Linked DNA regions of Homo sapiens: region 1 is linked to region 2. Evidence: chromatin contacts called from ENCODE Hi-C or POLR2A ChIA-PET data. All regions are on one chromosome and are shown on one strand. Each heading gives the region's core, a stretch centred on a gene start or an enhancer-like site at or near the end of the contact. The rest is flanking DNA. Distances are from core to core; before and after follow the strand shown. Region 1 overlaps LOC124902766 (endogenous retrovirus group K member 7 Env polyprotein-like). Region 2 has its middle 29 kb from the start of DDX6.

Region 1 (4,772 bases), core at 2,066-4,565, 100 kb before region 2:
ACCAGAAAGGGGTCCCAAACCAGATCCAAAGAGAGGGTCCTTGGATCACGAGCAAGAAAGAATTTGAGGCAAATCCATAGAGTAAAGTGAGAGCAAGTTTATTAAGAAAGTAAAGGAATAAAAAATGGCTATTCCATAGGCAGAGCAGCAAGCAGCATGAACTTATTACTTCTTGATTATATGCTAGACAAGGAATAGATTATTCATGAGTTTTCGGGGAAAGGGGTGGGCAATTCCCGGAACTGAGGGTTCCTCCCTCTTTTTAAACCATATAGGGTAACTTCCTCACGTTGCTACGGCATTTGTAAACTGCCATGGTGTTGGTGGGAGTGTATATATGCTAATACATACATACATATAATTAGCATATAATGAGCATGAGGATGACCAAAGGTCACTTCCATCGCCGTTTGGTTTTGGTGGGTTTTGGTTGGCTTCTTTACTGAAACTGTTTTATTAGCAAGGTCTTTGTGACCTGTATCTTGTCTGACCTCCTGTTTTATCCTGTAACTAAGAATGCCTGGGGCTGGACGCGGTGGCTCACGCCTGTAATCCCAGCACTTTGGGAGGCCGAGGTAGGCGGATCACGAGGTCAGGAGTTCAAGACCAGCCTGGCCAACATGGTGAAATTCTGTCTCTACTAAAAATACAAAAATTAGCCAGGCATAGTGGCAGGCATCTGTAATCCCAGCTACTCAGGAGGCTGAGGCAGGAGACTCACTTGAACCCGGGAGGTGGAGGTGCAGTGAGCCGAGATCGTGCCACTGCACTCCAGCCTGGGCAACAAGAGCAAGACTCTGTCTCAAAAAAAAAGGAATGACTGAACCTCCTGAGAATGAAGCCCAGTAGGTTTCATTTTACCCAGCCCCTATTCAAAATGGAGTCTAGGCCAGGCGTGCTGGCTCACACCTGTAATCCCAGCACTTTGGGAGGCTGAGGCAGGCGGATCACAAGGTAAGGAGTTTGAGACCAGCCTGGCCAATATGGTGAAACCCCGTCTCTACTAAGAAATACAAAAATTAGCCAGACATGGTGGTGCACACCTGTATTCCCAGCTACTCAGGAAGCTGAGGCAGGAGAATTGCTGGAACCCAGGAGGCAGAGGTTGCAGTGAGCCAAGATCACACCACTGGACTCCAGCCTGGGCAACAGAGTGAGACTCCATCTCAAGAACAAAAAAACAACAAAAAAACCTCAAATGGAATCTAAAGTTCAAACGCCTCTGACATCTTAGGAAGCCGAAGCAGGAGGATCACTTGAGCCCAGGAGTTTGAGAAAAGCCTGGACAACATAGTGAGACACTGTCTCTATAAAAAAAAATTTTTTAATTGGCCAACCATGGTGTTGCACACTGGTAATCCCAGCTACTCAGGAGGCTGAGGCGGGAGGACCACTTGAGCCCAGCAGGTTGAGGCTGCAGTGAGCTATGACTGCACCATTGCACTCTAGCCTGGGCGACAGAGCAAGACCTCATCTCTCTAAAAAAGAGAAAATAAATAAATAGTATTTGCTTTATTTACAACTGTTTATTTGTCATTTTGGGTTATTTTATTAAAAAATGGTACCTCAAATTGTATTAGTCTCAGGGCCTTGTGAACCCAAAAGTATCTGAGACAGGTCTCAATCGATTTTGAAAGTTTATTTTGCTGCTGGGCGTGGTGGCTCACGCCTGTAATCCCAGCACTTTGGGAGGCCGAGGTGGGCAGATTACAAGGTCAAGAGATTGAGACCATCCTGGCCAACATGGTGAAACCTCGTCTCTACTAAAAATACAAAAAATAAACTGGGCGTGGTGGTGCGTGCCTGTAGTCCCAGCTTCTCAGGAGGCTGAGGCAGGAGAATTGCTTGAACCCAGGAGGCAGAGGTTGCAGTGAGCTGAGATCACACCACTGCACTCCAGCCTGGTGACAGAGCAAGACTTCGTCTGAAAAAAAAAAAAAAGTTTATTTTGCAAAGGTTAAGCAGGGCCCATGGCACAGTCTCAGGAGGCCCTGATGACATGTGCCCAGGGTGGTCAGAATACAGCTGAAGTGGGCGGATCACCTGAGGTCAGGAGTCCAAGACCAGCCTGACCAACATGGAGAAACCCTGTCTCTACTAAAAATACAAAATTAGCCGGGCATGGTGACACATGCCTGTAATCCCAGCTACTCAGGAGGCTGAGGCAGAAGAATCGCTTGAACCCAGGAGGCAGAGGTTGTGGTGAGCCGAGATCACACCATTGCACTCCAGCCTGGGCAACAACAGCAAAACTCTGTCTCCAAAAAAAAAAAAAAAAAAAAAAAAAAAAACAGTTATCAGTAAAAAAGGAATGTCTGGGTTATGATAAGTGGATGTGGAGATCAAGGTTTTATCATGTAAATGAAGCCTCCATGTAGCAGGCTTCAGAGAGAATAGATTGTAAATGTTTCTTATCAGAGGTAAGGTTTGTGTTGATGTTGATGCTGGAGGGATAATGAGGCATGTCCAACCTCCTTTTCTATCATGGCCTGAACTAGTTTTTCAGGTTAACTTTGGAATGTCTTTGGCCAAGAGGAGGGGTCCATTCAGATGATTAGGGGGGCCTTAGAATTTTATTTTTTATTTACAGCCCCCAAACCCACATCTGCCCCTGCACACAGTGACTGCCCCCGTTACCCTGGGGAATGGCTGCAGATCCCTCTGTGCATATGGGGTGGGAGGGTGAGGGCGTGGGGAAGAGTCACAGGTTACCTGTGGCACATTGCAGGGTCCTTCCCAAAGGGGCCTGGCCTGTCTCAGGCCACAGGCCCTGGATCCCTGCACTAGCTTAGCTCTGAGGCCTGTGTAAAAGGTTGTGAAACCACACTGCAGTGACTTGATTTTCAGGGTTGCCCCATCTTTTGGCTTCCCTGGGCTGCTCTGGAAGAAGAATTGCCTTGGGCTGCACATAAAATACACTAACGATAGCTGATGAGCTAAAAAAAAAAAAAAAATCACAAAAAAATCTCATGATGTTTTAAGAAAGTTTGAGAATTTGCATTGGGCCGCATTCAAGGCTGTCTCGGGACACATGCACTCTGTGGGCTGTGGGTTGGACAAGCTTGATTTAGGTTTTGTTCCACCAGACTGGAGTGTTTCATCCTGCCTGTGTCTAGCAGCATGTTAGAAGGCTGCATTCTCTTAGCAGAGACCCTGTGATTGAGACAGAGCAGGATTCCTCCTTAGAGGCCTGTGGCTGCTCCCCCGACCACCCCAGCATGGAAATAAAACAAAAACCTTGAGTTCCTTCCTTCAAGGGAAATTCCAGGCACCTAGCTGACCTTGAGAAGTAAATGAGCAACTTGATAAGCCAGAAAGTGTGAAAGGAAGAATAAAATCTTGGGAGCCCAAATTCACTATGCCAAAAAGGAAAAGTTAAGTGTGGAAGCTGAGTCACGGGAGGGGGCGGGAACAAGTGCCTTTCCTTTTGTTTCTAAACTGATAGCTGCAGATGGAAGGCCACAGGTGGCCTCCTTCACCCTGACAATGTAAATTAACAGCTTATCTTTGCAGGCGGGGGATGAGGGTAGGTAAGGGACAAGAGGAGACTAGAAATCATCGTCCCCACCCACTCCAAGATAAATGCATATTTGACTGTTTCCTGTACTCTGTTTATTTTGTCTTATGTAAAGTGCCAATTTACCATGTGAGATGAATACAGAATTGACTGTTCCTTTTACCCCCCGCCCCCACCCCCTTTTTTTTTTTTCTTTTTTTGAGACGGAGTCTTGTTCTGTCACCCAGGCTGGAGTGCAGTGGTGTGATCTTGGCTCACTGCAACTTCTGCCTCCCGGGTTCAAGCGATTCTCCTGCCTCAGCCTCCCCAGTAGCTGGGATTACAGGCGTGCATCACCACGCCTGGCTAATTTTTGTATTTTTATTAGAGATGGGGTTTCGCCTTGTTGGCCAGGCTGGTCTCAAACTCCTGACCTCAGGTGATCCTCCCACCTCGGCCTCCCAAAGTGCTGGGATTACAGGCGTGAGCCACCGTGCCCGGCCTTCTACTCCCTTTTTTTCCTGTGCAACATGTGGATTCAGTGAGCTTAAACAAAGCCGCAAAACAAAGTGACCATATCCTCCCTCTTTTTTTTTTTTTTAATGTTCCCTTTCCCCTCCTGCCTGCTTTTTCCCCTTTACTTTTTATTTTTATTTTTTGAGATGGCGTCTCTCTCTGTCACCCAGGCTGGAGTGCAATAGCGTGATCTTGGCTCACTGCAACCTCCGCCTCCCAGGTTCAAGCGATTCTCCTGCCTCAGCTTCCTGAGTAGCTGGGATTACAGGTGCATGCCACCACACTCGGCTAATTTTTGTATTTTTAGTAGAGACAGGGTTTCACCATGTTGGTCAGGCTAGTCTCAAACTCCTGACTTTGTGATCCAGCTGCCTCGGCCTCCCAAAGTGCTGGGATTACAGGCCTGAGCCACTGTGCCCGGCCACTTTCATGCACGTCCGTGTAAAGAGACCACCAAACAGGCTTTGTGTGAGCAATAAAGCTTTTAATCACTTGGGTGCAGGCAGGCTGAGTCCAAAAAGAGAGTCAGTGAAGAGAGATAGGGGTGGGGCCATTTTATAAGATTTGGGTAGATAAAGGAAAATTACAGTCAAAGGGGGTTGTTCTCTGGCAGGCAGGAGTGGGGGTCACAAGGTGCTCAGTGGGGGAGCTTTTGAGCCAGGATGAGCCAGGAGAAGGAATTTCACAAGACAATGTCATCAGTTAAGGCAGGAACGGGCCATTTTCACTTCTTTTGTGGTGGATTGTCATCAGTTAAGGC
Region 2 (4,604 bases), core at 1,002-3,501:
TAATAAAAATATATTAAAATACATTATAATATATTAAAATATATTATAATAAAAATAATATTAATATTAATATTTGACTTACAAATATAAATAGTATATGATTATGGTCAGTTTTAATACGGCCAAACAATTTTCTAAAGTCATACCATTGTTTCATACTGCTTTCAAAAATGTTCTTTTGTTTTCCCTTATATTTAGCAAAATATTTTGTTGAGGACTCCAACTCATTTCATCTACAAACAAAAGTTTAAAAATCTATGCTTAGACCAAAGGGATGGAAAAAGAACAGCAAAGACACAGGAAACCTGAGGGAGGAGGAAACTGGGACAGATTCAGGACTGTTTGGCCAGCCAGTTCTTCCTGTAAGATATTCTCTTTCAAGAGCTAAGCTTTGGGGGTTCTAATTCTGTTTTAATAAAACACAGTGTTCCTTTACATAGTTGAACTGAATTGTTTTCCAACAAATATGAATTAAATTGCCTCATTATTTATTTAGGTTAAACAATTAAACTGTAAGCTTAAGAGGAAAGGGACCTTGTACATTCTTCAACATTATAGCCTCAGACATAACAGATGCTCAATAAATGTTTGGATAAATGAATGAATAAATAAATGAATCAGTTTCCTAAAACTTAGCAACTATCTATCATGACCTGATGTAGCATAGTTGGTTCATTATGCTGTGTCTCAAATTCAATGATCCAGGCCTTTCTCCTGAGTCTACCCCAAATACCATGAGACTATATTGGAGCTCTCTTGGGATTATACATGGAGGATCAATAGGCTGGACAACCCCACTCCCTCAGACAGTCAGCCTGGCACTGCCCTTATAGAGATCCTGGTCAAACAGTAGACATAGGCCAAGCACGGTGGCTCAAGCCTGTAATCCCAGCACTTTGGGAGGCCGAGTTGGGAGGATCACTTGAGGCCAGGAGTTTGAGACCAGCCTGGGCAACATGGTGAGACCTCATTTCCATTAAAAATAAAAAATTTAGCCATGCATGGTGTCATGCACCTGCACTTCCCAGCTATTCATGAGGCTGAAGCGGGATGATTTCTTGAGCCTGAGAAGTCAAGGCTACAGTAAGCTGTGATTAGCCTGGGCGACAGAGCGAGACCCTGTCTCAAAAAAAAAAAAAAAAAAGAGATAATTTATGAAAGAATATGTACACACACTCAGAATGATGCATGTGGCTTAACTGTTTACAAGTGTGAATAAATGGCTCATTTACATAGAGTATCACATTTAATCCTCTCAAAGCCCTAAGGGGCTTGTTATTATAATCTTCATTTTATAAATGAGGCAGTTCAGAGAAATGAGGTGAGTTGTTAAAGGTCACAACCAGTAATTGTTAAAGCCTCAATTTAAACTTAGGTCTGTCTAGAGCCTGAGATTTTAAGAATTATGTGTGCATAAATAATTTAAAAATTAAATTTTCTTTGGCTCTCAAGGACATGTATTTTTGCATCTGATTTCAATTAAGCTAAATACATTTGGTGCCGACTAGGTACCGAAGACATTTATATAACTTAAGATAATATCACAATGTATTTACCTTCTCTAAGCACTCCTTCAGCTTCCCTGATTAGGAGGCGGCTGGGCCTTGAAAGAAAACTTCCTTTCTGATGTACGGAACAGAGGACTAGGAGCCTGCGTGAGTAGGTCTTAGGGTGAAGGAAGCCTTTTCAGAAGGGGAGATGAGGGAGAGAGGAAAATGAATTGGCAGGAAAAAGGCAGAAAAGGTATATTTCAAGAGGGAAGTCTGAAAATTATTTCCATCAGAGCTTTCTGTGACTTGTTTTAATGATAGCCATCCAGGCTTTTTATTTTATTTATTTATTTTATTTTATTTTGAGATGGAGTCTCACTCTGTTGCCCAGGCTGGAGTAGAATGGCGCGATCTCAGCTCACTGCAACCTCCGCCTCCTGGGTTCAAGCGATTCTCCTGCCTCAGTCTCCTGAGTAGCTGGGACTACAGGCGCCCACTACCACACCCGGCTAATTTTTGTGGTTTTTTTAGTAGAGACAGGGTTTCACTATATTGGCCAGGCTGGTCTCAAACTCCTGAACTTGTGATCCACCCATCTCGGCCTCCCAAAGTGCTGCGATTACAGGCATGAGCCACCGCGCCTGGCCAGCCATCCAGTTCTTGAAGGCCAAAGAAAGCATAATAAACCTGAAGATTCTTGGCAGATCCTGGCATTGCTGGACTGCAGGGTGCATAAACACCCTGGGTGACAGATGACGTGGCCGGCCATCTCAGGCCCATCCCTGTGCACTGGGTCTGGACGGTGCCAGCTCCTTGGCAACACTGCAGGCTGTTATGACCCTGTGCCAGGGCGGGGGAGGGGCCGAGCACCAGGTGACGTGGCAACACCGCAGTCAAAGGAAAGCCATGCTAAGAGGCCACTGCCCCGCAGTCCTGTGACAGGCAAGGGGAATGCAGGAATATTGGGGAAGAGGGGAGGGGTGGAGGGGAAGGATCATTGTTGCACGGCTCTAGCAAGAAAGAAAATCTAAAATTCTGCTTCATGGCTCAGCTCCCAGCACAGCTAATGCTTGGAATGGACCAGTTGCCTGGACAGTTTCAATTATTTGTCATAAGCAGCTCAGGCCTTGGTGTGCAGATTTCCTTTGCCCCTCAGTTTCAGATAGCCCACTGTGGCCCCTGCTCATGATTCAGACTGAAATAGCTGCCTGTTTTGCATGCCAGTTAAGCCTGCATTTCAGTTCTTGTTTCTTTGAAAGGACCTGTCAGGGAAGCAGTATGAAATGTCAGGTTCCGGTTTGGTATTCCCCCTCTACCTTCAACCTTGTAGCTTGACTTTTGTGGGATTCCCACTCATGCTCAGAGTCCCCTCATGCGAATAGGCTTATCTAATTCACAAGTAGCTCGGTGATGTGATGATGCCTGGCCCTGTGAAATCATATTTTTTCACCTTACATCACCTTCCATGGACTGGCTGGAATTCAGATTAGTTAGCCATCCCATTCTTGCTTGGACATGCTTATTAAAGATAGAGGATATTGGCCAGGCGCAGTGGCTCATGCCTGTAACCCCAGCCCTTTAGGAGGCTGAGGCAGGTGAATCATCCAAGGTCAGGAGTTCAAGACCAGCCTGGCCAACGTGGTGAAACTCCGTCTCTACTAAAAATACAAAAAATTAGCCGGGTGTGGTGGCACGCACCTGTATTCCCAGCTACTCGGGAGGCTGAGGCAGGAGAATTGCTTGAACCCAGGAGGCAGAGGTTGCAGGGAGCCGAGATCGTGCCACTGCCCTCCAGCCTGGGCAACAGAGTGGGACTCCATCTCAAAAAAAAAAAAAGGCATTATCAATTATCAAGGAATTATCAATTTCTTCCTACAAAATAACTGAGGAGTCCTACATAGATCTTTACAATTGTCTGTGTAGAAGTTCAAACTCCTGAAAGTTGGCTAGTCCTTGTTCATATCTACCCCATACCTGTGTTAATACCGTTTACATTTACTCTTTCAGACACAGGGGAACAAGGTCCTGAGCAAAGGAGGACTTGGTATGAACAAGTGGGTTTGGTGCCGCCATTGCTTCTGGCTTGGGTCTCTGCAACTTTGGTGGAGCTTCCAAGAGCTCCATGTGGGGACGGAGCATTAGATGGTTGACAACATCTGTGGTCTGCAGGAGCCACTATGCGGAGGGCCCAGGGAAGAATTTGCCATTTTCAATGAAAAACACGTGGCAGTTACTAATTATGATGACTTTGTACTGGGATCGGGATCTGCGGCACCCTTCTTTAAAGTAAAACACCAACTGCTTAAGAAATAAGAATGTTTTAGTTTATCCATTGAACAGACATGAAGAGTGTTTCAAGAGATGCAATCCCTTTGAAAAATGGATCAAACTCTTGAACTCATGTAGCATACTAGATATGTTTGTGAATAAACTCATGACATGAAAAATCAGTCAATCAATTTAGCCTTGGACATAAATAGATAATGGCTTCTCATTCCCCGTTTACAGTGGCCCCTCCTTCTCTTGTCTTTTCCAAATACAAGACCGCTTAGATCTTTATCATCATCCTGAGGAGCTGATATTCAAGATTATATGTAAGACATGGGGAACTTGAACTCAGAGGGGTTTTTTTGTGTTTGTGTGTGTGTGTGTGTGTGTGTGTGTGTGTGTGTGTGTGTGACAAGGTCTCACTGCTGCCCAGACTGAGTGCTGTGGCACAGTCACAGCTCACTGTAGCATCAACCTCCTGGGCTCAAGCGATCCTCCTACCTCAGCCTCCTGAGTAGCTGGGACCACAGGTATGCACCAGTATGCTCGGCTAATATTTTTATATTTTGTAGAGACAGGGCTTTGCCATGTTGTCCAGACTGGTCTTGAATTCCTGGACACAAGTAATCTTCCTGTCTTGGCCTCCCAAAGTGCTGGGATTACAGGTGTGAGCCACCGTGCCCAGCCAGAATTGGAGATTTTTAAATACAGAAATTCTCAAGTGCTTTGCCCAGGAAGGGCTACATTTGTCAACTTTTCTGGCTGCTGGAGCAGGTCAGAGAGGGCTAATATTCCTGTCAGAGGTGGTAGATTTCCTCTGACCCCATTTGTTCATCTCTACACTTT

The links. Hi-C counts contacts between places; a loop is a spot of excess contacts on that map. ChIA-PET counts read pairs that join two places held with the same protein, here RNA polymerase II (POLR2A). Pooled maps may share reads with other maps.
Region 1: a loop to region 2 is called in a pooled map, with 2.7 times the contacts of the local background. The contact joins two enhancer-like sites. A Hi-C loop is called at or near these places in 2 of 50 pooled maps. POLR2A ChIA-PET finds 5 or more read pairs at or near these places in 5 of 52 experiments (B cell, H1, activated T-cell and 1 more).

The regions. Positions count from the first base shown.
Region 1 is chr11:118,712,595-118,717,366 of GRCh38, forward strand. All of the region lies in intron 2 of LOC124902766 (endogenous retrovirus group K member 7 Env polyprotein-like), which reads right to left. Among named protein-coding and RNA genes, the nearest start is that of TREH, 35 kb to the left of the region's middle. RefSeq lists enhancers at 3,002-3,807, 3,808-4,615, 4,616-4,772. Within about 2 kb of position 3,316, at least 6 of the 41 ENCODE cell types and tissues checked have a DNase peak (open chromatin) inside an H3K27ac peak, as active enhancers do.
Region 2 is chr11:118,818,285-118,822,888 of GRCh38, forward strand. It overlaps the pseudogene COX7CP3. Among named protein-coding and RNA genes, the nearest start is that of DDX6, 29 kb to the left of the region's middle. RefSeq lists an enhancer at 2,777-2,856. Within about 2 kb of position 2,252, at least 22 of the 41 ENCODE cell types and tissues checked have a DNase peak (open chromatin) inside an H3K27ac peak, as active enhancers do.